Linked DNA regions of Homo sapiens: region 1 is linked to region 2. The links are chromatin contacts, found by Hi-C or POLR2A ChIA-PET in ENCODE. All regions are on one chromosome and are shown on one strand. The core of a region is the stretch at or near the end of the contact, and the rest is flanking DNA. Distances in the headings are between cores, read along the strand shown.

Region 1 (2,700 bases), core at 167-2,666, 860 kb after region 2:
GATATAAAAGCGACCCTTTGTACCAGCTAATTAGGTGCTCTGTTAAGATACATCTGACACCAGGGCATTTTTTTGGTAGACGTGGAGTATCTAAACAAAGTTTTTTTAAAGTTGTGGGTGGAAGCAGAAAATGCTGTCTTGGAACAAAAAGACTCCGAGTCTAGCCTTTGCATTTCCTTACTACAGGACTGTGACTTTGATCAAACTTCTCTGAACCTCAGTTTTCTCACTTGAAAGTGTTGTGTTGTAAAGACCAAGTAAGATAATTAACTTATAAAAGCAGTTGCCAAAAAAAAAAAAAAAAAAAATCAGATCCCAGACACCTCAAAATACTTCACATAGCCCAGTATCTCATGGGGAGCACAGAGTGTCCAGTCCTTTTATTTAACAAAGACACTCCCCACCGCAGTCAATGCTTACCCTGATTTAAAAAAAAAAAATAGTACTTACACATTATAACAACTGCCCCGCAAAATGGTTTTCACTGTGTTCTTTCTTGGCACTCCATACGCCATGGTGAGTTATTACGGTATGATTTCGTTACATAGGTGCCTGATGGAATGTCACAGATAACTCTGTTCACTTTACCTGAAATGATGGCAACGCACCTAATTAATGCCTCTCACGTGAATATTTTGTAGCCAAATAATAGAAAAAAATTCTGAATGTCAGAAAGTCCTTAATAAGTGTTCATTGAACTGGAACCCCAAGTGTAAAACCGTGTTCTCTTTCATTTTTCCATGAACTCATTTTTTCATTTTTTGCCACCGAATAAGGAGAAAATGCCAGGTAAGTTTCGTCATCCTGAGACAAAGTTTCGGTGTCGCACTCTCTGCCCTTGCCTGAGCCTGCCAAACCAGCTCCAACACCGCTGCGCCAAAATGTGTCTGATCGTGGCAGTGCTGAGCGACCAAAGGCTCTGCCTGCACAGGAACCACCCGCCCCGGCCCGGGCACTTTGAGCAGAGCAATCCTTCCCAGGTTTTCCCTCATTCAAAACACTCAGCACCACTCCCGCGTCCCCGCCCTTGCACGCCGATTCGGGGCGAGTCCCCTACCCTTCCCCGGACGGACGCGCAGGGCCCGGGAGGAACTGGTTCCCGGGACGGGTGGGGGCCTCGGCCGCCCACAGAGCCCGCGGAGAAGGGAACGGCCTCAGCCTCGGCTCCTTCCCACACCTGGGCCCCACCCTGCCTCCGACTCGCCAGGAATGCGCTGTGTGCGCGGGGCTTCCAGGGTGGCGGGTCCCCGCGAGCCGGCGCCGGCGGCCTGGTTACCCGGGCTCCAGGGGCTCGGAGGGTCGCGGCCGGGGTACTGAGGTAAGAGCGCGCTGCGCTAAGCGCACATGGCCGCGCACACGCCTCGGGGCCGCGCCGCAGGCACACGCCTCCTTCCCGCTCGCCGCGGGCGCCGAGTCTGGGGCTCCTCGCGTCACACGGGAGCCTCAACAAAGGGCTTTGTGGGGCCCTCCCCACCCGCCAGGGAGGGGACGCCGGGCCCGGGAGACGCGCCCCGCGGGGTCCGCTCTCTGGTAACCGGGCCGGGGCAGGCCGCGCTCTCGGAATCCAGCCAACCAGCCAGAGAGGGCTGTAAGCCAGACCTTTCCTGGGAAGGACGCTTTCCAATGTAGGGGGCTGCATCCAAGCGATCTGGACTTCGTTTGCGGGCGCCATTTAAAGAAATGTACCCAGTCCTGGCTGCTGACATCTGGGGAACCGAAGCCCTGTTGCCAGCGTTCTCACACTGCAGTGGGTGAAGGCAGTGAGCTCAAAGCCCACGTGTGATATTTTAGGTGTTCGTGTTCAGAGCAAGACAGCATCAATTTCTAAAGCCGTTATTACGCTGTGGTGATTTCGTATTTCTTCATTTGAATACATCAGATGGCCACCCCTTACGGTCAAATGAAACGAGCTTACATTTCCATTTTGAGTGAGGGTTTTGATGTCAGAACTGGTTTGGAATTCTAGCTCTGCCACTTAAGATTTAACCTTAAGATTTCGCATGTCACTGCTCTAAGCATCAATTTCTTCATCTATAAAACAAGGATAATGCTCTATGTCTTAGAGGGTTGTTCTGAGGATGAAAGATCCTGCCCTGAGATTCTCCGCCACGTGATAAATGCCTAATTGATTGTGAGCCTAAAAACAACTTTATGAAATAGGTAAGAGCGATACTACTCATTTCAATTGTGGAGCCGACGAATGAGTTCAGGGTGGTTAAAGGGCTGCCCAGAGTCACATGGCAAGTTCCAAAGCCAACTTTTAAAGATAAACACAGATGGGCCAGGCACGGTGGATGGGCCGGGCGCGTGTCTCACGCCTGTAATCCCAGCAATTTGGGAGGCCGAGAGGGGCAGATCACGAGGTCAAGGGGTTCGAGACCAGCCTGGCCAACCGACATGGTGAAACCCTGTCTCTACTAAAATGCAAAAATTAGCTGGGCGAGGTGGCGCGCGCCTGTCGTCCCAGCTATTCAGGAGGCTCAGACAGGAGAATTGCTTGAACCCGGGAGGCAGAGGTTGCAGTGAGCCGAGATGGCGCCACTGCATTCCAGCCTGGGCAACAGAGACTCCATCTCAAAAAAAAAAAAAAGATAAAACACAGTAACCTTTCCATCTGACAAGCAACTTCTGATCCTTCTGATTAGAGTAGGCTCGCAGGGCTGACCCATCTTTCAAAGGTGCTTTTGTGCCTCCCAGAAA
Region 2 (2,700 bases), core at 127-2,626:
AATACCATAGAATGTCTTTATATATTGCTGTGTGCCCTATACTTAAACGATTTTAAGCTTTTTGGTTTGTTTGTTTATTTGTTTTAACCTGCAGAAGCTGCCATGACTGTAGAGGTAGGTCACCTTGAATCCCTGAATGGCCCTTGGTTAGTCCTCTCTAGCAGAAATGATGCAATAGGGCCTTCAGTCTGACTTATAGAGCCAGCATTTCTCTTCCCATGTGGAGTTCAAATGTGGAAAAGGAGGGATTTTCACAAACCTGCGTGCCTACTGGAAAGTGGAATCTCAAATAAATTCTCTGACCTCTTCTTCCTGATATTTAGGCTTTGGGAGATCTACCATGGCGGCTAGGGTAGCTCCAATTCAGGCCAAGTGATATGGAAAGAAAAAAAAAAGGCTCTTGGAAAAATAAATCACCATGAGGTAGAGAAAGAGGAGGCTGAGGGGCTACACTGGCTGGCACCGGTTTAAGCGCAAAGAAGAGCTATCAAGTTTTTGCTACCCCGTCCAATACTCCAAAAGCAATAGTTTTTGTGAAAAACTAAAAGAGTCACTCAATAAGAGTGATGCAACCCCTTTAGGACACAGACCTTTCAAAAATGGCTATTATAGTAAGGAAAGCTCTGGACAAGATTTTCAGAGACAGCTTCTGGCTTCTGTGAGAGCTTTTTGGCTCATGAACAGCACCCTCGGGCTAAAGTGACCCTTCTCTAATTCATGCAGAATCTGTGGTAGCTTGAATCATGACAGACACAAATATTCATCCTAGCCCTGGCATGCTGGGGCCTCACATCCTGCAAAGTATCTGGCTATGAAAATAGAAGACTTTGCCTGGCTGTGGTGAAGTAACTTAGCATAATACTGAAGTATTGAGAAATAACTACTCACGGAGCCAGACATTCTTTTAGCACGTTTGACTGATACTGGGGCAGAAGGCTGTAAACCTCACCTACTGCAATTCAGATGTGGCTGGCTGAGCAGCTCTCAGCAGCCGTCAGCACTGACAACTAAGCAAAATGAGACTCTCACACCACCCCAGACAATAGTAAGAACACAACACATTGAACGTATATAAGGTGACAGGACTGGGATAGTCAGGCACTGCTCTCAGGACCTGACTGAGGTAGAACCTTCCACCTCTATAAAGGACTCTCAAATAATAGAAACATTCTGACTTAGTGAGTGAATGAGTAAAATGAAGTTATTTTTGAAAAATTGTGAAACCATTACCTAAGGAAGCTACCACAAAGCCAAACTCTGGTTTTGTAAAGACGCTTTGCCAAGTGGTAAATTTCCGGCTTTGCCTCTTCCTGAGCATGTATAATGCTGTGGTTAGGCCGCTATCCAAGCGACCTTGTCCAGGACCCCTGCAGGACACAGTGTACATAAGCTCTCAGAGCCCCCAGAGCCCTCTGAGCTGTTGGCACCTCCTTCTTCTTCTAACAATAGATCCAGCTCATGATCCTGCCTGGCTGGCTTCTCCATGCAGTGGATTTTTCCATTCAAGTTTTAAAATTGAACATGGCTCAAGAGTACAGTTCCTGCCAAAGTTCATAAATGCCATTTTCTTTTTGCAACAAAGCTATTTTCAGGAGGTTTCCCTAGGAGCCTCAGTGTACAGCTGTTGCTGATATATAAAGCACAAAGTACATAGACACTAATCACAAACAAACTACAAGAGAGAATGCAAAGTGCTGAGTTCAAGATTTTTCCTTTCAACAAACCAAGAGGGCTGCTTTAAACCACTTGATTTATAGTATTTGTTCGACGGCCTCTGCAAATTTACTACATATTCAGATTTTTGATTGTTTGTTTTTTGAAGAGGAAATGCGAATGTCACCTCCAGTGAAAGGGCACATTCACATACAGATGTCTTCTATGTGACAATATAAAAGAATAATTGACCAATAATCCAGAGAGAGCAATGTTACAACACACACGTATAAGTGCTGGGCAGCAATCATCAGGATGAGATAGTTCAAAACATTCCCTGCCTCCTTCCGCTAAGGAGAAGTTGGTATTTGAGCACTCGCTTGTGCTCTTTCCCTATCTTATTTAATAGGAATTATTCTTTTGCTAAGTGACAATCTAAATAAAAAATAAATGAGGAGTGGGGATAAAGAAAAATGCCCCAGAGGTGTCTGTTGAGAGAGTATTTTAGGAGAGTTTAGCAGATAAGAGTAATTGAGATGTGAGAAATGAAGGATAAGAGGACATTAAAGATAGTATATGAACAGTTATCAGGGCCTGTGACTTTCACCCTTTGAATATTTTTTCAAAAGACTGTAAACTTCTTTCATATTATTTTGGAAGATTTGAACTTCCTTGGTTGAAATTATTGCAGAAATTCAAACACAAATTTATATGGATTGCATAAACAATAACTTAAAATGGATTAGACACATTTTTATTGATGGTTAATTTCATATGAATTTATATTGGTGGTCAATTATATGAATTTTATACTGATGAAACATGTCCAAATTGTTTCAATTAAATGAGGAAAAAAACACAAACAAGTACATGGTCACTGTGAATTAATAAATACTAGAATTTATTTATTTCTTTATTAAATGTATTCATTCAGTAAAGGTCTTGGGCACCTAACACATGGCAGACTATATAAAAAACTGAGATTTCAAAATTGAATAAGGTGACTGCTGACCACAAGGAGTTCACAATTTACTGGGGTAAGACTGA

Evidence for each region. Hi-C counts contacts between places; a loop is a spot of excess contacts on that map. ChIA-PET counts read pairs that join two places held with the same protein, here RNA polymerase II (POLR2A). Pooled maps may share reads with other maps.
Region 1: a pooled map shows a loop between it and region 2 (2.5-fold over the local background). The contact joins the promoter of C4orf36 here to the enhancer-like site in region 2. A Hi-C loop is called at or near these places in 3 of 168 maps with a recorded cell type or tissue (GM12878, endothelial cell of umbilical vein and naive thymus-derived CD4-positive, alpha-beta T cell), 1 of 37 single-sample maps with no recorded cell type and 12 of 50 pooled maps. POLR2A ChIA-PET finds 5 or more read pairs at or near these places in 1 of 52 experiments (WTC11).

The regions. Positions count from the first base shown.
Region 1 is chr4:86,891,006-86,893,705 of GRCh38, forward strand. It overlaps C4orf36 (chromosome 4 open reading frame 36), which reads right to left and starts at 1,417. Exons shown (of 5, transcript NM_144645.4): 1 at 1,178-1,417; 2 at 451-588. The coding sequence starts at 515. RefSeq lists silencers at 829-888, 1,099-1,638 and an enhancer at 1,159-1,814.
Region 2 is chr4:86,031,960-86,034,659 of GRCh38, forward strand. All of the region lies in intron 11 of MAPK10 (mitogen-activated protein kinase 10), which reads right to left. Among named protein-coding and RNA genes, the nearest start is that of MAPK10-AS1, 86 kb to the right of the region's middle. Within about 2 kb of position 1,377, at least 17 of the 41 ENCODE cell types and tissues checked have a DNase peak (open chromatin) inside an H3K27ac peak, as active enhancers do; they include endothelial cell of umbilical vein, where a contact is called at or near this core.